Regions from separate parts of the Homo sapiens genome. Here all the other regions are linked to region 2. The links are chromatin loops, found by intact Hi-C in ENCODE. Cell type or tissue: dorsolateral prefrontal cortex. All regions are shown on one strand.

Region 1 (8,000 bases), 180 kb after region 2:
TATAACTGTCATCAGTGCATGCATGTTCATGGGTACATTATTTTAAAAATATTTCTTTAAGGACTGGTTAATTCTCTCTCATACTTCAGTCCCCTCCCCCACCCTCATCTTTGCATTAATTTGTCTACCCTAGCAATAAGTGTATGCTTTAATCATATATATTTAACCTACTCAGGGTTTCTAAAAGGACATATTTATGTCTTAGAAAACCAAAGTGATTTCACTTTGTTCTGACAGAACAACGTACATTTCATTCAAGTGTCTTTTTTTAGGTGATACTCTTAGCAAGGGATTTTATTTACTGAATGACATTTCTGCTAACCTGGAAGGGAAGATATCCATTCTTCAAATACTGTCATTACCAAGCTTTAAAAAGACTTGATTGTACCATGTTAGGGAAACAGTGTCAGATTTTCCATCAAACTTTCTCCCACTGTAATAACTGAGCATAAAAATGAACTTCGAGTGATGAAATGACTACAAAGCAAATTAATGCAATCAAGTCATTAGTAACAACTCTGTCCATATCTGTTAAATATTTTCAAACTATTCTAAAAAAACACACCCAGAAGGCAAACTAACAGTGAATAGAAACAAAATGGTCAGCAGCGTGTGTCGCATGTTATTTGAATGGAAAGTAATTTATCGCGTCTGAAATAAAAGCTGTTTATTCTTGTGTTTCACTGTCTGTAACAATCTTTACCATTTATCTGTGAAAAAGTGAGAAACTGTACCGTTATTAGCATATGAATACTTGACACATCAAATTGGCTGTACAATAACAGAAGGACATTTGCTATTGGTGTATGCACACAGACAAAGCAGCCATTTTGAAAAAAATTGAAATGGTGTGGGTGGTTTAACCCTTTACTTATCTTGTAGGTTTCCCACTCCTGATTTTGACCGGAACAGTTTGGCAGTTAGAATCAGAATATTTTTATAGCAAATAAAAGTAATCACGGGCCATTATGTTCATGATAATTACGTTGATACATTCACTCTACTAGAAAAATAGAAGCGGAATGACAATAAAAGAGTTTGTGTGAGTGTGTGTATGTGTGTGTACATGCATGTGCAGGGTGGGGGAAGGGAGTGGAGGCCGGCAGTGTGTGGAGGGTGCAGCAATGAAACAATGCCTACGTACAGTTTTATTTCATGGCAACAACATACTGGTCCTTGGGTCAGATGTGTGAAACTATTTCTCAAAGAAACCGCATACATAATTGAGGCCCTCCGAAGGGTTCCCAGTTGAAGTTGCCAGGCTACATTCATTTCAAAAGCAGAGCCATTTGTTATCATATTTAAATTAACTCTCTGCACACTGAACTTGAATTTTAGAGTCCTGCTTACTTATAATTCTTAAAATAGTTGAGAAAGGGGAAAACATGTGTCTGGAAAATGGAAATAAGGTAGTCCCCACAAGGGACAGCAGTGGTTCTCATGCAGGCCTGAGGTGAAACAGCCTTTTATAGCTTAAATTTAGAAAGATCTGTTTGGAAACACTAGAAACAAGTCTTTATTTTCTCATGCAATTTTTTGTATAGATCCAGATGCAAGATTGTTGCAAAATCTTGTCATTTGTAATCTGTGTGTCAGCTAGGTTTTTACCCTTATCAATGTACTAACCTCATTCCCTTTCCTGCTCCCCCAGATTATTCTTTGCCGTGAGATTTAGAATAAGATAATTTCTAAAGTTGCACAAAATTTAAACTATTTTAGTTTAATATGTCAGTTCAATCTTGGCTATAATAAAATACACTTTTTTTTCCCTAATCTGTGAAACTTTACGCATTATTTTAAACAAAGTTTATGCAACTCACTAGATAAATGTTTTGATAATTTTGCCAATTGCTGATACATTCATTCAAACAAACAACTCAGTGGAAATCAAAACATGTAAACTGACTTGTGTTGGGACCTTGCTATAACTGCACAGAGGAAAAACTTTCCAAATGAAAATACTGTGCATGTTTTTTTTTACAAGATGCACAGAGACATGATTGCACATTATTTTGTCTGTTAAAAGTGTTTAAAGTTTAAGCTATCTCCATTGTTAGAATGTTCTCCATTACCTGAGTTGGTAAAATTAATCATGGGACAGACTTTCATTCTTGCTAAGTTTGATACATAGAACTAAATAGCCCATTCTGAATAATCCATGTATTTTTTCTTCTCTTTTGAAATACAAGTTTAAAGGTTTTAATCACTATTCCCTCCTCATTATAGGACACTAATTTGTTATGATTAAGAAAACCTGTGTTCATCATTGTAAGGAAAATTTAGCTTTTTAGACTGCAATGCATAGTAAAATTTCATTTGAAGGCAATAAAAAAGAAACAAAAAATAAAACAAAACAAAGCAAAAAAGTACAATGAATATAAAATACCATTAAAAGCTGTAATGTTAAAAGTAATCTTCCAAATACCTACCGAGTCTCTCATATAACATAAAGAACATCTTATTGTTCTCTTTTTAAGTAATTAGTACTTGTGAAGTCCTACTATAGCCATAGAAAGCAGAAACTGGTCATCTTAATGACATCTATTAATAATATAACAATTGATAGGCAACATGAAAGTTGAAAATAAGTTACACAATTTTAAATTCCTTTAAAATTGTTGAACGAACACATACAAAAAGTGTCTATTAGTCTTTCTTTTCTTCTAATAAAATGTGGTGTTTTAAAACCACAATCCATTTGCTTATTTAAAGTTCTGTGTGGCCAACAATACTACACGGTTAGTATGTCCTCTCAAGTGCTCTTTGAGAATCTTGTTTACTTATTGGAGGAAGTGATGTACAACACTGCAACATGCAGAGCAGTACTAGATCTTTCTTCTTCTTTTTGTTTTTGCAACTGTAATATGAGATTAAAAGTAAGAAGCTAAATCTTATTAAACAGCAGAAGCTTTTCAAAGATAAAACATAAACTTTATGGGAACATATAAAAGTTGCTTGTGGTGATACATTTCTGCTATTTCAAAGCTTTATCCAGGTTCATACTGACTATACATAGTTATAAATGTTAGAAAAATTAGGATAGATAAAACTTTGTAAATTCTTAGATTGGTTCATAATACAAATAATGTAATTTGGCTGGGTCAAAATTGAATCATTAATAATATCAGTTTCACAGCTAATACTTATATCAAACACTGGTCCTCTTTGAAAGCTTCAAGTTATCTTTCTTATGTAAAGTTCTCTTAAAGAAAACTGTTATATGCTCCAGGGGATTATTAACATATTTGTCAATTAACATTTAAAAGCCATTTATGGCCAACAGTTTGTCCCTATTGCTATTTTGTATTTTAAATTAGAATATTTTAATTAATGTACAGGACAGAAACTTTTAAAAAATAAAATGTAAAATTTCCTTTTTTGTTTGCTAAAGAGGTAAGTTTTTCTTATTCTGCAGAATTATTTTAAAATGTGTAATTATTTCAAAGAACCTAAGTATTGTGTAAATAACCATTTTCCCCCTCATTGGTCACTAAAATTACTCACTGAGTCTGACAAGATTCTATTTAAAGTTCCATTTTGGAATATTTCAAAATATGCTAAGCTTTTCTAAATCCAAAATTAAAATTTGAACTCAAGTGATTATTAATGTTTGTTTCATTAGCTAATTCTGTCAATCATCATAGAATTAAATTTGGAGATGACTAGATGTCAACATACCTCAAATCTGATGGCTCACCTATTTGGTACCCTCATTATCTTGACATTCAGTGTTTTTGGAAATTACCTACTAGGAGAAAAGCAACTGTGATATGACTGCAAAATGTCTCATCAATATTTACTGCAAAATGAAGAGATTAAGTTTTGAAAGTATAATGAAAAATAATTGTCTTCTCCTCCCCCTTTTTTCTCCCTCTCTCTTGCTCTCTTCCCATCTTTTACTTCTTTCTCGACCTCTGTTTCCTGCTTATTTCTCCTTTCTGAGCCTCTTAAGCTAAGCCAATCGACTCATAGGCAGCACGCTCTGGAGAAACTGGCACACATATGGCAATGAACTGGTTTGGTAAACATATGTCTTTGCAGGCATTGGATGTCTTGCCAGGAATGAGATATTCCATTTTGGGGAATGAGGGTGGGAAATGCTTAACCACCTACAGATGTTTTGCATCAAAAGCTAAAGAATTGCAGTCAAAGAGCTGCAAAATGTGTAATTTGGAATTTTTCCAGGTTTCTTTTTTTAATAAGAAAAAAGTTAACAGCTTTCCTATTCATCTCTTTTGAGAAAATTTACAGTCGATTCCCAGTTCTGCCCCATTCTAAAGTAAGGACAAAAGACTGAAACCGAAGCTGTCCATCTGCTCCATAACAGTAATGTTATAATGGGTGCTGTCCATTTTTATGCTATTGCTCATGTGTGCCCAGGGGACTGGAACTATTTAATTCACTGACTTCACAGCTCTGTTGTGTGTCACAAAAGGTTAAAAAAAAACCAACACACTTTTTAGCACCCTGTTTACAAGGACTCCCTGTAAACCTAACTGAAGTAACAGATTCCCACCCTGCCCCCCATCCTAGCTCCCTCTAGTTTTCCTTCTAATTTGGTGCATTCAGATAACAGGTAATAGATGGAACTCACACCATTATTGACTTGTCCTGTGCAAATAGTGGATATTTCAAATCTGCTGTGAATGTTACTTTCAAAAGCCCACAAATTCCAGAAGTAGATTTGAAAAGGAAGATGTTTGCCTTTAAGATTTTAGGATTAGACAACTCTGTTTTCCCAGAAGTCCAAGAATTAATGCTCTAGATTAGCAGAGAGTTAATGAAAACCTGCAGAGGAAGACCGATGACTTCTATTCCTCTCCACCAGGCAGGGGCTGAGCAGTCCATGCACAGCTGGTGCATGCTGGTGTTTTGCCAAGGCCGTAATGAAGCGTGTGCACTCCAGGGCATTTTCCTGGAAAGATAGAGGTGGCCAGAAAATATCCACTTGGTTCCATTCTATGGTCTTCTCAGAGCAGTGGTGCAGGGTGTTGAAGCTGGCACTCATGTTTGCTACCGAAGAGAGAATGTGGACATGAAGTTGAGGGGGTTTCTATCTATTCTCCACCAAGGAGGGCCTCAATAAGAATGTTTCAGTATATCAGATCCTTTCCGCAGCCCATTTGTGATCATGTGTTTCTGTAATATTTTTGATAATTAAAATATTAGCCATAAATAATGCACTATCCAGATGCAGTCATCACTTTCACTTTGGTACCATTAATCAAACTTTTCACTTCTCTATGGCAACTGTGAAGATATGTCTATATACCCTTGAAAACTAGTTTGTGTGTGAACAGGCTTAAAGGGCAGTGAGCCTCTCCTCATATGCCATTTAAAAAATATTATTATTTAAAAAAAAAATCCCAGCACTTTGGGAGGCTGAGGCAGGTGGATCAAGAGATCAGGGGTTCGAGACCAGCCTGACCAACATGGTGAAACCCCATCTGTACTAAAAATACAAAAATTAGCTGGGCATGGTAGCAGGTGCCTACAATCCCAGCTACTCAGGAGGCTGAGGCAGGAGAATTGCTTGAACCTGGGAGGCGGAGGTTGCAGTGAGCCGAGGTCGTGCCACTGCACTCTAGCCTGGACATCAGAGCGAGACTCTGTCTCAAAAAAAAAAAAAAAAAAACAATTTTCTTAATTTCTTTTTTCTGTAACAATAGCAAGTATTTATTTTGTATCCACAGGTTACAGGAAACTACTGGATGCAGCAAGCATCTGAAAACAAATTAGAAACGCTCTCTGACCTTAGAGAAATTCTATAACATTGTATATTTATCAGTTAGCACTTCTCAAACTCAATTTGTTCATTTGTTCATTCATTCAAACATTTCCTGAGAATCTGCCATGTGCTAAGCACCTATTCTGAAAAATGTTAATAAGGGCATCTCAAAAAATGAGTTCTGTTGTCTAATAAGTTTGGGAAACACTGCATATTATATTTCCTTTCTTTGAGATATAATAAGCACATGCTATGTATCAGGCAGGCCCTGTTCCGCTGTATTAATACATCTGAAAAATCCTTTATTTCACTTATATTTTCCCATAATTATTAGAACTTATTTTTCCCTCCAACCCCCCCTCTCCAAAACAAAATAAAGTAGTAACATTGGAATCCTAGAGTACTGAAAGATGAAGCTTGACATTCATTTGTGTAATACAGACAAAAGAATGGCAGTTAGAACAATTCTTGTTGCATTCATTTCTTTCTTTTCTTTCTTTTTTTTTTTTTTTTTGAGACGGAGTCTCGCTCTGTCGTCCAGGCTGGAGTGCAGTGACGCGATCTCCACTCACTGCAAGCTCCACCTCCCGGGTTCACGCCATTCTCCTGCCTCAGCCTCCCCAGTAGCTGGGACTACAGGCGCCCACCACCACGCCTGGCTAATTTTTCATATTTTTAGTAGAGACGGGGTTTCACCGTGTTAGCCAGGATGGTCTCGATCTCCTGACCACGTGATCCGCCTGCCTCAACCTCCCAAAGTGCTGGGATTACAGGCATGAGCCACCACGCCCGGCCCTATTGCACTCATTTCTAACGGTAATTCTAGCAGACTTGTTACCCAGAGTAACATTAGTAGGAAAATAGGGGCATTATACTTCTTGAATCCGGGTTCTTTAAAAAATAAAAATTCTGGATGTGTCAAGTTTGAAAACTAGAATCTTAGAACTAATGAGCACATTGTGAGAATACTGTAGATTACAAAACTGATTTTTAAATATAAATAAATTTTGATCAACTGATTCAACCAGGTGGACAAAGGTAGAATTTATTTCTAGAAAAAATTGATATGATGTGTTCTGCCAAGGCATAAAGCTTTCTTTCAACAACATATTGAACCTCTCTTAAAAATGTAGAGATATGTTAAATTCTTAGAAGCTGATGTTTGAGTGATCAATAAAAAAATCCTGAAACTTGTCTAGCCAGTGTCTAGAGACAGACTAAGATAACAGGATATTCTCAACTTCTTACTTTTTAATTTTAAAGTTTTGTTTTTATTCCATGAGAGGTAACTTTACAATGAAATATGTTTTCTTTGTGCATGGCTACTTTTTATGGACCTCATAAATTGGTGCTCAGGATAACTGGCAATTTTGGCTATCAGTTCAACTTCTGATGCCATACTGAAGGAAATTAAAATATGTACTCAAAAGAATGTGACAGTAACAATGATATTCTATAGATTTACATGATTTATGAAGAAGGATCCAATTGGAGTTTATGAATCTTCCAAAAAGACCTCACCATGGAACTATTACTATTATCTTTCTGATATTCTACTGAAAATGAAATACATTTACCAATTCTCCAAAGGCAATTTCTCTTCACCTCAAATAAGTCTTCCTTATAGGTCATATAAATAGAATTAAACCGGTTTATAATGTTTCCTTTTGTTTTCCTACCGAATGAACTCATTATAGCCAGCCCATTAGAAAATGAAATTAAAGGATTTAATTGTCTGTGCATATTAAATATATTTATAATTTATAAAAATAAATATTCTGAGATTGAGTAAATAATCTGCAATAATAGAAATGTGCATGTTGACATACTAGAAATACATAAGGTGATGCAGACACATAGCACTACAATATACAATACGTACCTCTATGAAGCATGTAGAAATTTCAGAGTCTAGAATCTAGACCAAACAAGGGCAAAAATGCGTTCTGGGAAACACAGGTGGAATTGCTAGTAGATTATAAATGGCAATTTAGTTTATTTAGACAATATCTTTGGATGAAATATTGCATTTATGATAATGAGGGAAGATTTACAACAATTAGCATGGTGATCTCTTGGAATGGGCATTCCTCTCCAAGGGGGAAAGTGTATTTGAAAATGTGTCTTTACACTTTCGGAATAACATGTTTCAAACTTGCCTTACTGACAGCTGCCACTTATCAACAGTTTATGTGAAATGAAGAATCAAGTTAACAATTTAACACTAATTAGAAGCATAAACAAAACTAATGATCCAGTAAACTTAACAAAG
Region 2 (8,000 bases):
ACTCTGCGCCTAGCATTGGAAATGAAAGTGACATTTACGCCACAACCCACGTGTGCGCCTCCTCTCTTTTTGTTTAAGGATGATCAGGTCTATCCAGGAAACAGCTCTGGCATCCCAAACTGAAATAATTAGGACGTATATAGACCTGACAAAAATGGAAAGGGGGTGGGGAATCTGAGGGTCTGTCTTGCCTAATTGATTCCGCTAAACGGAATGCAGGAGATGTGAACGGCAGGACGCTCCGATTCCCACGCTCGGGGGCAAGTGATAAAGCGGGGCCGGGCAGCCTATGACAGACAGCCCTGTTGGGGGGTGGGGGTATGAAAAAAACATCAAGTGCACACACCATACTCATCTCCATCGCTTAAGAAAGTAAAGGCATTTCCCACCCACAGCCATCTGCAGCTTCCCAAATGGCAGCACCAACTGGTCTGTAGCTGCTACATAGTCTGCTTCTGTTAATTTTTTAACCACTGTTTAATCTGGCCATAATTAAGTTTGGCTTTCTTCGTTGTTTGAGATTTTCAGAATTCAAGGCAAGCTAGTAGAAAGCAATTCCAAGAAAGTCCCATGACTGCCTGCCCCTAATGTCAAAATCTCAGTCCATGAGATTATGGCCTTGTGACCACATTTTTGCTTTTGTTTTGGGTGGGCAAATGTGTATAGAGATAAAATACATATCTCTATATAACAGTCGTTATTATAATTTCATGAGGCTTTTTACCTCTTAACATGATACATCTAGGAACTTGGTCTAATTGTGCTAGTAGATATACACTAGAAGTAAAACTATAAAGTCATTAGCCTGTAGAAAGTTGATTATGATAACAATATGATAAAAAGTTTGTTTTGGAATAGTCTCAGCTAGATGGGTCTAAATAGCCATTTTAATGTAATCTAAAAATAACACTATGCCTAGCAGAAACTTTGGCGCTTTGGAGGTCCCCATTGTCGCCTTTTCATAAAAGTCCTTAAGTTTTCCATATGTCACCAAGCAAACATTTGTATAGGCATTTACACAGAAATATAACCATTGCAATTAGAAAATATCCAAAATAGCCTGTTATCTTCCACGTGGCCTAGATTATTGACAATCCCAAATATACAATTTTTCTTTAAAAGTAGTACAATTTCCTTTGTAGCTTCAATTCCTTATATGACTTCAGACTGGAGAAGCCTGTTAAACCACTGTTAGTTTCAGTTAGAAAGTCTGAGAGACTTTATACATAAATTCTCAATTTGGCTGCTGTACACGTGCCAGAGTTTTACTACTGTAGTGACCGTTGAGAAGACCCTTGTTTATTTACATTTGAAGCACTGTTTGTGCAAACAACCTTTCATTGTTAAGTGCCTGTATTCCTTTCATTTACTTCATGTCCAGGGGTGCTATTTACCTAGAACCATTGTCTACTACAATTAACATTTACATTACAAAGTGTGTGGTTTTCTTTTTCAAGGAGGTTCAATTAAGGCAATAAGATGTTTGCTGGAGAAACCTATTGTTTACTGAAAGCACTCAATGAAGTCAAATTACTGAAGCTTTTGCCTACATCTTGGTCTTTTATGTAAATATGTTAAATATAACATCTAAGGAAAATAAACAATATTATAATTATGTGTTTGCCATTGTCATATCAAACTTGCTTTGTATCATACTAATGTTACATAACTTATCGATCAATAAAAATACATTTCAATGTTATTATTTTCATTTTATTTTTTGCTGTTCCACTGCCCTTGGTGCAACATGTCCCAATTTTTCTTTTTTCTATTACACATCAAACTTCTGACATTTTGTTTTATTTGTGTGTGTTGAAGAGAGGTACTGTATCTGAGCATAGGTTTGAAGGGTGTTGGAAATAATCTGTACATTGACCTTATAATAAGGTGATATTTCTTTGAAACCCGTAATATTCCAAAGGCATGTACATTTAAGTCAAAAGAAGTGTAAATATCAGTTAAGTAGTTCTTTGAAACCTAGTTTTAACATTGGCAGAAACCGGATCAAGTTTATTTAGCATACCACTGCATTGTAAAACAGTTGGAGTGAAGTTGCAGGTTGCGTGAGTATGCATGTTAACTAGTGGGAACCAAGTGCAGTCTTTGTGAAAGGGGAGCAGCAGATTGCTGTGCAAGGCCAATGTTAAAAAGGCAGCTGAATTTAACACCATCTGGAAGAAAAGATCCCTTCACGACTTTCTCACACCGTCAGACAAAACTAGTGTCTCTTGTTCCGAGCCCTTGTCTATGCAACCATACAATACTGAGTCATTATACTTTTGCTGAGAGAAAATTTGAGAACACAATATGGGTAACCAGTGAATGACCAAGTTTCATTGTGCCCGCTTAAGTCGATTGAAATCTACGTCTAGAGCTATGAATGGTAGTATTGTTTTCCTCACCAGGGCTGTACTAAATGTCAGCACAGTGTAAAGAAAAACTGTAAAGAAAAGTCTGCAAATAACTTACCAAATCTCAATTATAATATTTTCCCACACTAGAACTAATATCATTGCGAGGGGCTACATTGCAGAAAATACAAAAAGAAACGAAAAGAAATAGTTCATTTAGAAGTTATTTTATCCAGACAAACATTTTAATTTTCTGATGGGAACTTCAATTCAGGCTTCAGGCTGGGATGAGAGGTGGAATTCAGTACTGGCGAGTTCAAATTACAAAAATTCTGCTTCTGCAATTAAAATACCATAAAACAAACACCTAGCCCCACCTGAAGTTCTCTATTCTTAAATATAAATGGACTCTATGTGGGTTTTACTACTTTAGTCCTGCATAGAATTGTTAGTGTGAATCTAGCTTAAATTTTGCTTTAAATTATGGCACACTGCTCTTTCAAAGTTTGCCACTGTGATTGACATTGCAAAAGAACATCATTTCCCAAAATATTTAAGAATATTCTGGCACCTCCCTAGGCGGATTCTGGCGTGCCCAGGAATACACTTCCTTTTTATGTTATGCCCCTCCCCCTACTTTCTAACTTTTTCCCCCTCATGATGTGTGTAAATCAGTTATCCTTCGGTTTAACATTCACGAAATCTATTTGACTGTAAACAGTCAGAAAAAGGAAACAAAACAGTTCAAAAAAAGTAAATGGAGTTGGTTGTGTATGTTTTACTAGGATGTCTATTTTAAATGTAATTGACTTTGCAATTTTGTTATTGTGTCACCAAGTGTCTCATAGTTCTTAACATGTAAGTGCAAAACAATGAGTAATTGCTGTTTTGCTGAATAATACATCTGAGTTGCCAACGTCAAAGGTATTATTTTGCGTATTTCTAAACAGGAACGTTAACTGCAGGTTTTGACATCTAGAATCTTTTCATGAAATACTTAGAAATAGGGTGATAAAATGATACCTGTAAAAGTAAATATAAAGATAGAACCCATTTATTTTCTTTACCCTACTTTGTTATACCAGAAAATTAACATTGAAAAGTCACTCACTAATCAAATAATAAAGGATATAGGATAAACATAGTCATACAAAAAATACAAAACAACAACAAAAATGAAAATTGGATAAAGGTTAAAAAAAAGATTCAGGAAGACTTCTTCAGTGTCCTTGCTGAATGTGAATGGGTATTTTCACTAGTATCAATCCCTTAATGAAGTTGCTATTATGCATAATAATGAGACATGCATTATTTACATTCAAAATGGAATATTTTCCAAAGTGACTGTTCTTTAGGTCACCTTGAACAGTAAATTTTCCACCACAAGAGTTCTTTGTGTTTATTTTTAAAATTAAAATAATTTTCTTATTTGGAAAAATATAAAATTCTAATTTGATTTTTGTGTAGCCTGATGAAAATTAAGAAACCATTTAAATTATAAGGAAGCCATATAGATGGATACATATAAATATTTTAAGATATTTTAGCATTTTAGGAATTTTGACTTTTCAAAAATGGAGAGATGAAACCAAAGGCTTTATTTTCCAATGTGGCTAGAAAATGAATGACAGTATGTAACTGTCTATGTATCTATTTTTTTCCTATGAATCTATACATCTGGAAATGTCACTGTGGTTTCAGAAAATTGATACCCTTTCCTCCCTAATGTGCTACAGTTAAGTAAAACACACCATAATATGTTGCATTTAGTGGGAACTGGGGGTGGCAGTGGTGAGATGGGCAACACAGGACAAGGTGTTCTTTAAGACTAAGAACTAATTAGAATCAGTTATTGAGTAAAAAAGATATCTATAATGCTGGGTCGATTGTTTTAACATGACTACTTCGAGATAGTTAAACAGGTCCTACAGCAATTGGGACATGTAAGGCAGTTCTTCAGTGTCTCTGGATTTTAATGGATGGCTTTGTTAACCCTGTTTCTTTGCTCATCGGTTCTTAACACAACTTAAACAACCTAGTACAGAAATCAGCAGAACCCTCTATTCCTGTTTGCTCAGAGAACCCATTTCACCCCTTCTGGGAACTGTTCGACTTATTTGTGGAATTAATTCTAAGATGGTGAATGGAAATGGAAAGTATATAGTTGTGATTGATATTAAGGAATATTTATCTGCCCTCAATCAGGGCTGCGAGAGTTAGTGCACTTCCTTAGAAAGGTGATGACCATGTTTGAGGTGGGAGCGTGTGGCTTTCCGCTTTTCAGCCAACTGCCAGACCACAGGGGGTAGGGCTTTTAAAAAGTGCAGATAATCGACTTTATTCAGGGAAATACGGAGTTTTGAGCCATATTTGTTCAAAAAGCAGCACATCACTGTGCTTGATGGTTTGACTTGGTTTTAGTTGAGCGCGGGCATAGCGCATTCTGGAGATCTAAAATTAGCCAGGCTTAGCAGCCGCCTTGCAAGGTACTTGGCGTGGGCGGTGCAAAGAGGAGACAGCCGACTCTGTGACTGGCTGCAGATGCGGTTAGGCTAGGCAGTGGCAGCAGCGAAGGCGGCTGGCCCGCCGCGGGGCAGGACGACGCCTCCCGGTGACCGCCAACTGCCCGAGTCCTCCTGCAGCTGCTGCGGCTCGCGGCCCTCGCCTGAAAGCGGGCGTCTGATTGGTGTTTCCCGGGAGACGGGCTCCTCTAGCTGATGGAGCTGGTGCGCCGGCGCGCGCGCTCCCGGGTTGGCGCGCGACTGGGAGGCCGGGGGCGCGCTGCGGCCCGGGTAGCAGGCTGGGAGGCCGCCCAAGTTTGCGCTAGCTCAAGTTCCCGTGCCCGCGCTCGGCGCCTTGGAGGCTGCTGGACACCGGCGCCGCGCTGCGGGGCTCGGCAGGGGCGGGTCGTCAGACTGTCCTTTGCCTGGCACGCTGAGCTGCGTCCGCGAAGGCTATTCCGGTTTTTTTTTTTTTTAAAATTATTATTTGCCAGCCTCTCGGCCCCTAATCAGCGACCTCGGTCACTGCCTCTGCGCCACCTCCGGTCTGCGGTTGCTTGGGAATCCCTGAGTTGAGCTTGTGAATGGGGGTGGCGTCGAGGTTTAGTCACGCCTGGACGTCGGTTAGAGGCAGGCATCTCCCAGCGGCCACCCCCTGCCACAGGGCACCTTCCTCAGGCGGCACGCAACTTGTGGTTAAGAAGCTTTCTTTTGCTGACACTCGGTGTCTCTAGTTTTGCCCAGGCTTCTTCCCTGGACGTGATCAATATCATTGATATAGATATTGTGTAACCCCCAAATCCCCCCTCCCCGCCACCACCACACACACACCGTTATTAACTTAGTGAAAAGCTGCTAACGGAAAGGGTCTCCCTGCGGGGAAGCTGGGTGGGGGGCGGGGGCGGGGAAGTTTTGCTCGGTGGCCGGCGTTGGTGAGCGCTTGCCACTCTGGGCCCTTCCCTGGGGCAACTCCCACTTCTACCCCCATTGCCCATAGGAGCTCAGGGCACATCTTACCCCATCATCAGATTTGCTGGAAATATTAATCTCCTTGTTGGGTGGATACAGTAGAACTTGTTCAGAGATTACTTTAAAAAGAGATCTGGGTCTTAAGCACTTACTAAAGCCAGTTAATAACATCATGCATGGACATTTAAACTTGTTGTAAGTTGCAGAGAGGATTAGCGGGAAGTCACGCTGTGCGCAGCTAATGATACCATCTTAACTCTAACTGGGCTAAATCCAACTCGCCCGGCACAGGTCCGGCTCTGCGGCCCTCGGGTGAGGCTAGGAAAGAGCGCCTTGGAAAGAGGTCTTGGAAAGAGGGCCGAAACTGGCGGAGCCGCCCCGATCCTTACTGCGGGTGACGGTCACTGGTCCTGGGAGGCCGCGGGCGGTCCTGCTGTTGCGTAGGCACGAGCCCAGGGACTGAGGCCCAGGCCTCCCGGTGCACACTGACACACCGCCGTCCGCGGGCTGAGCTTCAGTGACACCGAAGGGCACTGGCCAACATGTCAAAACAGTTTTGATTCCATGAACCAAAGGGCGCACAAGGTCTATTGCAAGCTCAGGTGAAGTCGTGGGACTCCAAAGGTAGTGGCTTTCTTGCTGCTGGTCGATTTGCATTACAGAGGCCGTTTACTTTCAATTCCACTTTTACAAAAGTAGTCAAGCTCTGTATTTCACAGGTAAATTTCGAAGGATATTATTAACAACTTCCTGTCATAGGCTTCCTCAACTACTTTCGGTCTGATTACTGTTTTAAAGCAGTTTGCTACCACTTTATGACAGGGCCAATGAGAAATAATCTTCAGAAAATGCTTCGAAAATGCTGCGTTATTAAAACACTTACCTAACAATATTCATTTAATTCTGTCACTAAGTAGCTGTCTGACAGATTTCGTGTTTTCTCTGAGTTTCTTTTAATAGTCACTGGCCCTCGGAAAACAAGTTATCAGGAGAATTTTAACTGCAACCTGGCTCTTGGCTTTTTTAAGTTTTAAATTCAAACTTGACAAGGTTAAGATTTTTTTTATTATATCATTAATAGCTAGTGGGAGATTGGAAAAAACTACAGACGCTAATCACTTTAATAGTTGGTGAAAACCTGTGAAAGGAACCACTTGAGAAAAGAGATGTGCGTAAAGAAAAAAAAAAGATAGACAATAAATACTTTCTCTGAATCAGGCCACAAAAAATGATCTACAGAATATTACCCAGAATGTCTCTTAAATCTTTGTCTTTTAGGGAAAAATGTCTTCCTACACACACAAATGTATACATATGAATGAAATTTACTGGGATGGAAAAATTTCTAACAAGTATGATTTAGAAATATTTTCACCGAATAAGTATCTCAAATATAATTACGTATTTATCAACACTGGCCTAATTAAAAATACTTCATATAATATATTTGGACATAATACCTTCATGAAGACAATAATAGATGTAATATCATTGAAATTCAGAATCTATGGACTTACTTCCTGTCAGGGTTAAATCTCTTGTATAGTAATAATAAAAGTGTACTTAGTCCTTATTTTTAATTCAATGAGCATTATAAGTTCTTGAAACTTGCATAAATATAATAGTCTTTGCGAGGAGCTCAAATAATAGATTTTAGGCCTTATTATTAGAAAGTACATAGTTTGTACACAGTCACTACCCAATATATATTACTTTAATGGATTGAGTTACCCTTGAAATATATGATGTACATACAAAGTTAAATTAGCATTGACTGATATTGGGAAGATGAAGTTGAGGGTATTGAGTGGTTTGTGGTATAGCTTGAAAACTGTTTAGACAAATTCATGGCAATGAATGTATGACAAATTCATGGCAAGTGGAGTTTGAAATGGATGGAAGAAAAATAATCTGATAGGAATTCATCTTTGGGGTTTGTAATATATACCTCTTGAGTGGTTCCAGTAGCGAAAATACCTAGACAGCAAGGATATAGGAATTAATTGACAAATTTGCATTTGCATTGTTTTATAAAGTAACTCTTATGACAATTTCTAGGTACGTAGATTAATATAAAAATAAAAAGTTTAGCTCTCCCCAAATAAAGTTAAAAATTGCTGAGTAGCTTAGATTTCCACACTGAAGACTCGTGCTCAATTATAGTCTAAAATCTCAGTTT
Region 3 (8,000 bases), 110 kb after region 2:
GGTTCCATTGGGGTAGGAGTTCTTTGCCTAATTTCTAGCTCTCCTGCAAGCTTGAAGTCATTTTGAATGCTACTGTGTTGACTATTTCTCCTGCAGAAGCCATTTTCTAAAACCAGTTATACTCATAAAAGCATCTTGCAGCTGATATAAGATTATATAATGTAAATTGCCAAGATGTGGGTGACTGCTCCCATCTCTAAAAAATCTAATTACGCATTTGGATTTTATTTTTATTAACTCTAGAATCAAAAGTTCCAAACTTAAGAAAAAGAGATTGGCTGAGTACAGGCAAATCTACAACACTGCATTCCCTACCATGTAGTAAAAAGTTAATGAAAAAAAAACGAAAACTTTCATCCTTAAGATACTTTTATTCTAGGAGCAATATTTTATTCTAATTAAACTTCACAGTAACCCAACAGGGGTAAGTAATGGGCGAATATTCCCTTTTTATAGGTTAAAAAATCAAGGCACAAGCAGGTTAAAGGAGACGCCAGCCAAAATTCACACAATGAGTCACTAACGGAACCAAGAAGACATGATGCTTTTTTCTTCCAAGATGGTGCCCTAGACATGTAGCCACTGTCACCATGATTATACATTTTGATAAATGACAAAAATTAGAAAAGCATCTTGGTCTAAATATCTGAAATGAAACCTACATTGTATATGTGGCAATTATCTTGGTGGAAACAAGAAATTGCTTGTATTTTCAAAAGCATCCTCCACAATATTTTATTTTTCCCATTTTCTTTGTATTCAAAAATATCTATTGTCCAATGTCAAATAAATGCAAATATTAACTGTGATACAAAGTAGCATTTGTGCCACTAGCCACTGGTACCATTAAAAACCTTCATGTGTGAATGGGTGTTTAATTAGGCTGTATTAGATTAATCCCATGTCTCCATTGGTTGTAACAAATGAAAAGATAGTGTGCACTGTCATGGGGATAGACATTTAAAGCTCAATGTAACTTTCATATTTTTCTATGTGATCGATCAGCTAGGACTTCCTTTTAATTTAATGAAAATTTGGTTTGTAAATCAGATAACCTTTTTAATTGCAAGAAATGCAAAGCAGGAATTTTTTTTTTTTTTTTTTTTTAAGGATTGACATTACCTTTGTTGTTTGATACATTAAAACAAGACCCATAAGGGACAGCTCTAAACAATGAACTTCATATAAAATAGATAAAAGCTTGCTCCTTGGGCCTACATAGAAATTCAGACAGAGGTTTGGAAAGAAAAGCCTAATACTTCTAATATGATAATACTGCCTAGGTAGCAGTAGAATATTTGTTATAAAAGGTCTTAAATGTCATTTCCTAATGACATTTTGAGGTAATTTTAACCACTCTTAAAATAATTGCATGTAGATTATAGTTATTGTATAAGAAAAGACTTGCCTCCAATTTAAACAATATTGGGAAGTCAAATATAAATTTAAGTAGTGAAACTTAATTTTTAAAACAGAAAAATATTCCAGCCGACACGTAAGTTTTGCTTTGTCACTGTACTGTATTCTGTTCAGTAGAACAAAGACCGGATGCATAATGAGCCAATGTAAATGAGGTCAAATCAGCAAAAGCATAGTGGGGGAGGGGAAGGTGTAAAATATGACAGTCAATATAATGACCAGGGAGTAGAGAATTTAAATGTTTAATGCCTACACATTCAGATTCATTTTTCTGTCATCGCTTTGAATGGGTAGACTGAGGAGCTTCAAAGTCCAGAATGAAAACATCATCCTGTGGACCAAAAGAATTATTAATATTATTTAATGGCACGGATATGATCTGCACTTACAATCATCTTCTTTCCATCACTCCCCACTGCCCCCCTCCACCCGGGGTGGGTCGGGGGAAAGAAAGGTGGTCATAATAAGAGATAATTAGAAAATGCTCTAAGTATTTATTTGGGGCTTTCTGTCTTACCCTCCTGCACTGCATGCCAGCTTCCCATCTCCCAGCCATGATGGAAGCTCAGAACACAATAGAAACACAGCAACGATATGAATTGCAAATACATGTGTATCTTTCCACACAACCTATCTTACTTACTCTTAATAAAATGAGTATCTTCTAAAAAATTTCTGGAGCTGTAAATTGCTTTACTATTGATGACGGGCTTTGGAAAAATACCACACATGCCTTACGATCAACTAGACAGAGTTGTGTTAAACAGAATTGCTTAGCTCTTGTCTGTAAATTACTCCCCTCCCTCTCCAATAAAGGAATGAATCTTGCTTAATAATCTGTACTGCTTAGCATGTGTTGCAACTATACATGTGCAAATCTGGGTATTTTATATATCCCACACTTTAGGACTATAACAAGCCTTTATCGTAATGTTCTCATATTTAACATTTTCCTACATAGAACGTGAATTTTCAAGAATACTGGCATAAAGATCATTTAATGTATTGTCCCCTGCCATCGTATTTTCTCTCATATGCAGGTCCAAAATATTGCTGTCTTGAAAGATATTCATAAAATTCATTTCAGTGTCTAGCCGACTTAACACATAGTAATTAAACTGGAGCTATAAACAGCAAATGTACATAGACTTCTCTGATTTCAATGTTACATTAAACTAGTGAATATTAATCCCTAAAAATAAGTGCATTGATAATATGAAGGTAGAATTCTATGCGGGGAAGGGGAGTGGGTAGATGGGAAATGGTTAGAGAATTATTGTAAAGTAAGTTAAATTTCTGATTTTGCTGTTAATTAAATTATTCAAAAGACTGTTTTTACAGCTTGAAAAAAAGGAAAAAGAGACTTATTTGGCACTGGCAATGGCTACTAAAAGGCTGCTGTTAAACTAGCACCAAGAATGGGAGGGGTATGTATGTTGAGGGCTGGGGGAACACAGGAACTTGAATACTTGCTTTGTAAATATTTAAGTTTTTTGCAGGCTAGCATCTAAAGAAGAAATAAAATATTTGCCTTTTACCTTTGAACCCTTTCGTGAAATATCCTAATGTTGCCAAATGTGAATATAGTGAACTTAATCAGCAAATTTGACTTAGATTTATGAACTTTTTCATTCTAAATGCATTTACATATACACAAGCACATATATGTTCATAAATTTATTTTATTACATCCATTTTGCACAAACGGAACCTTAAGCAGTTGAAGTACTAAAAAAGCCAATCAAAATACTCTTCATATATCCTTAAGTCCATAAACCTCTTTAAATTGTCTCTTTTAAAAAACAGCTAAATTATGGAAATGCAGTCTGCATTACAGAATATTTGCCAGTTATATCTTGATTCTTATTTGAAACTCCCACAAGAATATAGGCATGACAGTAATATAAACCATAGAAACAGGCAAAAAAAAAGTAGAACACAGGGACTTGTAAATAAATCCATGAATATCAAGAAGCACAGATGCTGAGATTATGCATTTTTACCAGTACAGTTCTGTGCTTGTAAACTATAAGACCAGACATTTGTAAGATGCCGTGTAGCAGGCCCTGCTGAGGGCGGGAGAGGTAGGAGAGACTCTGAGAAAGGTGGGGCGGAGGGAAGAAGGGAGGGAAAATGAGTGAGAGGCAGAGAGAGAGAGATTGAGAATAAGGAGGGGGACACATAGCCAGACACAATAACGCATAATAATGTTAACATTCCTGCATGTCTAATGGCTTAAATATGCTGAGTGCCTCACTCCAGCCCCACACCACAGATGATGTCAAAGAACCATTTAATATTTTATCAACAGTCCTTCTTTGAACCAAAAAAATTTTTTTTCTTTTAAAAGAGATTCAGGGGTTTCCTAGCATGAAAAAAATTAAATGCCTTGAAAGGCAAAATTTTAAGACAAAACAATATTTGTGAATACCTCATGTTCAGCAAGATTCACACCATTCTCCAATGCATCTTACATTATTTACATCTTAGCAATGTCAACATGTCTTATTTACCAAGGAAACATAAAATCATATTTTAGCTTCTTTTCTTTAAACATTAGTAATGTATGGCTATTTTTAAAATGTAAAAAAACCTATTGATTGAATTATTATTATAATATCAGTTGGACTTTTAGGGGTTTTTTTTGGTGGAAAATATTGTTTTCTTGTTTGACGGATACTATGCCTGTAACAAAGAATGACTGAATTGTCTTAACAAAGAAGATGAAGGCTGTATGTGTTAGTTACAATAGAATAACCACCTTCCAGATCTCTTAAATCCACAATATATGTAGTGTGGGTCCTGAGTGGCTTTTGTTTTCAATGTCTTTTGTAAGCTTTTAGGTTTTTTTCTGCATCAAATGTCAAGTTAATTTACAGGGCGCTATTACTGATATGTTTCCTTGGTTTGTGGTTTTCTGTGAAAGGCAGGCAGCTGAGACCAAGTCTTAGGCTGCGGGGGAGGGGCAGCCAGCGAGCCCATAACACATACACAGTGCCAGGGTCTGTAAATTGGCTGCCTGTATGACAGCGGGCCCAGGGAAACCTCTAGTCTTCATTTGCATGCTGAAGAATATCCAGGATTAAACCGGACTGATTTTCATACAGGATTTAGACCTGACATTTATTATTCGGTTCACAGACCTCTTGAAGGAAAGTTTGTTTTCCACTCATAGATGAAAAATCTTCTAAGATAAATAAAGTCTGGCTTAGCAGTAACAGTAAATAAATATCTTTCCTGTATTTCTTATGAATTTATCATATATGATTGCCAGACAGATGTTTGCCACCAAATTATTATATTTTGCTCTTTAACAATTTTGAAGAAAAATATCTATCAAGCCCCCATGCTTGCAGTGTTTATAAAATGTATTCATTTAATTCTGGAAGTTGATTTTTCATAAATAAAATTCAGAGACAGACACTTGATTTTTAGAACAAATTAAAACAATATTGGAGCGGTAAAATACTCCAAAATGCTTAATTTTGCATCTGCTTTATGTGTTTTTATGAGCACAGAGAAGATTTTGGTTGTACTGTAAGCATCCATTACGTACTTTTATATAAAACATGAAAATTATAAATGAATGCTACATATGAGCCCTATCTACTAAATTTATAACATAGATAGTTCATTTCCATTGCCAAATAGGTCCATAAAGTATTCTGGTGTCTTTCAACATTTAGGTATTAATTGTTTGTCCAGACAAACACTTATAATCCAATACTTTGGCAATATTTTAACTAAACCAAGATTTAATTTCTAAAGTTCAAACAAAACATATTTTGACATGCTACCAATATGAAGAAGCATGATAGAGCTGCTTTACATTTTCTAAAATGCATTTTTGATGTGGACCAGAATAAAGACTTCAAATAGTGATTAAGCAGGCCCAGAAGAAATTTAGGATTCCTCATGTATTAATAAACAGTATAGATTTTAAAAGTCATGGAAAATATACTTTATATATTTAATAAACGTAAGGTAAAAATAATACAAATGTCAGTAATTAAACATATTATTGTTCCTGTCAGTGCAGATGGAGGAAACACTATAAAATCTGCTATGTATTTGAATTTTTAATGTGTCAATGGAACTTTTGAAAATGTGTTCTGGTATTGATTTCTTTATGAATATTAACTTATTCATAACAAATCTTAAATATGTAAAATATAAGATATATTTCTTGGAAATTTGTCTTTGTTTTAATGTTGCATTTTATTATAAATATACATATGAATCACATTTACTTCCTCAAATGAATTTATGATATACCCAGTAAGAAGTATATATTATTGAAGTTTTAGATAGAATATATCAATGAATTTTTTAATGGTGAGATATCAGTATTGTATATACCAATCAGTTTATTAACCAAGCATTTAATAAATGAACATAATGAGTCTGTCTAGTTTTGCCTTGATTCAATTACCATATAAGAACATGCACACAAATGATCTGACTGTACCAAAAATTAGGGACAACCAAACAGTAGAAATTATTGTGAAAAGATTTTGGTCATCTTGTGTATAGAAGTATTTCTGCCTTATATGTATGTAAATTGCAAATGTTAACATAAATATTATTGTAAAATGTGTCTACACATGCAAAGTGAAGAGAATCAAGGCAATTATTTGAACAATTCAGGATAAACCCCTCACTTTTGCTTGCAATAGATAATTGAGGCAAAAGTGTTTTTCCCTTGAATTATCTGGATGATTGCATCAATTCTTCACTTCTCTTTATACATGTATATAGACATGGCAATCGTGTGTCTTCAGAAAGTGTCACTTTAAGAAACATGCAAATGCAGAACACATTCATTGAGACATCGCTAACTTATAGGCTTAATATACCACTGAACTTGTTTATTAATCAAATTGGGACCTTAAAAGAGAGGAAGTGTTAAATATATTTTTCTAAGCAATTATTTCTAAAGCAACATACAGTGATATTTAGATGTAACATACAATTATACATGCATCATGCAAACTAGGTTTCTCCAACCTACTCTGGCATACTAATGCCCCAGTATTCCTCATTATTATTTCTATCAGCAGTATACTTCCACAGTAGGCCCTGCTAATTGTATGAAGAGTATTCACGATGGTGTGTTGCCAATATAGTACTGAGGAACATTTAATTGCGAAGGTTTGACCCTCAGCCCGAAATCCTGAAAGTATATGCTAGAGAAAAAGGAATTCTGAATTCAGTTGGTTGGAATGAGGAAGATCATTTTCAATCAAGCCAGTTTTTAATGACTTTATTGTTAACACCCTTAAAAATATGGCTGATACAATGACTTGCATGCACACAGTTATTTCGTCTTTTTAGTGACTGCATGAGAAATAGGTATTAATTGCTCTGCCATTTAAAATTCTCGATACAATTCACATTTACTCACTTTAAACTCAAGATGTCTCTCAATCAAATTATGGGGCTCTTTATATCTTCAATGTAATTAGGATTGTACAGTATTCATGACAAACATACTGAACAAGGAAGAGGATTCCTACTTGGTAATCATTGTAAATATGAAATTGTCAAGCTAGTCCTAATTAGTCACTGAGATAAAGATTATATGCAAGTCTCTAAGAGGTGCTACAGACTAAGAACAAAATTCAAAAATACCACAATTAGATTATTGTTTCAAATGCTTATGCTTAATAAAGTTGGTGGACCATGTTTGCCAAATAATTTTGTCAGGCAAGCGGTCATAGTTTAAAAGTAATTAAGCAATTCAGCCTCATCGTAAAATGGCACCTGCAAATGTCCATGCTTTTGTTGGTTTGGAAATGTGTAAGATGCTCAATAAAAAGTACTGCCTAAGAAAAAATTCAGTATATGATACTTTTTAAGCTTCAACAGGTAGAGAATCATTTTTAAACTTGCCTTTAAAAAACATTGTAGTGAAGCATTTGATTGTTTAACATTTTTATTATTCAAGTTCTTACCATTTCACACTACTCCCTGGAGAGGGGCCAAGAAAATATTAAAAATACTATAGAAATATAAAGGATAAGATATTTGTCACACTCATTTAAATTGATGTATGCTGCTGTCCTATAAACGTCACATCGGATAACCCTGAAAAATTACCATGAATCTCCATAATTACGCATATTCATGATGGTGTTTTGCATAGTGCTAACAGCAGACTGCATGTGAGGTGGGACGTGAAGGGGGGTGGAAGTGATGTGACAGATTAAAATTATTACCAATATCATTGAAATAGACATAGCAACAGTTCCATTTTGTTAGGTCTTAGAAAACAAAAGCATATCATAAAATCTCATAGTAATTAAATAACTAGAAATTTTTCTCCTACATATTTTACTATAAAAAGTTAACAGCAAAAAACTGACTAGAAATATCATTGTTACTTGAAATGTGCTTGCATTTATCATAGACTCCTAGGTACAGGGACACAGCAACTGAAAGGAGACAGAGCTTTTTAACTTTTTTGAGAGACAGGGGAGAAGGGAGGGTGATGGGGAATTTTTAAGCCTTCCAAAGTACACCTGTGCGACTTATATGGTTAGCAAGCTCCGATGAGCTGAGTGCAAATCACGTAGGTACAT

Evidence for each region. Hi-C counts contacts between places; a loop is a spot of excess contacts. Peaks named below come from ENCODE experiments on the same cell type or tissue, not always from the same donor. Only the 100,000 strongest peaks of a DNase experiment are listed, where the experiment ranks them.
Region 1: a loop joins it to region 2, with 4 times the contacts of the local background. A loop is called at or near these places in 4 of 110 quality-filtered maps.
Region 3: a loop joins it to region 2, with 4 times the contacts of the local background. A loop is called at or near these places in 5 of 110 quality-filtered maps.

The regions. Positions count from the first base shown.
Region 1 is chr5:88,477,320-88,485,319 of GRCh38, reverse strand. No RefSeq gene overlaps it. Among named protein-coding and RNA genes, the nearest start is that of LINC02060, 42 kb to the right of the region's middle. In dorsolateral prefrontal cortex, no CTCF peak of the experiment used is centred here; a DNase peak (open chromatin) is centred at 4,869; H3K4me3 peaks cover 3,121 bases; H3K27ac peaks cover 2,854 bases.
Region 2 is chr5:88,658,147-88,666,146 of GRCh38, reverse strand. All of the region lies in intron 2 of MIR9-2HG (MIR9-2 host gene), which reads left to right. Among named protein-coding and RNA genes, the nearest start is that of MIR9-2, 4.8 kb to the left of the region's middle. RefSeq lists enhancers at 854-1,676, 1,677-2,500, 4,325-5,150, 5,747-6,258, 6,259-6,772 and silencers at 4,616-4,695, 5,016-5,205. In dorsolateral prefrontal cortex, a CTCF peak has its summit at 4,986; DNase peaks (open chromatin) are centred at 39, 4,996 and 6,246; H3K4me3 peaks cover 6,951 bases; H3K27ac peaks cover 8,000 bases.
Region 3 is chr5:88,552,173-88,560,172 of GRCh38, reverse strand. All of the region lies in intron 2 of MIR9-2HG (MIR9-2 host gene), which reads left to right. Among named protein-coding and RNA genes, the nearest start is that of MIR9-2, 110 kb to the left of the region's middle. In dorsolateral prefrontal cortex, no CTCF peak of the experiment used is centred here; a DNase peak (open chromatin) is centred at 4,402; H3K4me3 peaks cover 2,439 bases; H3K27ac peaks cover 312 bases.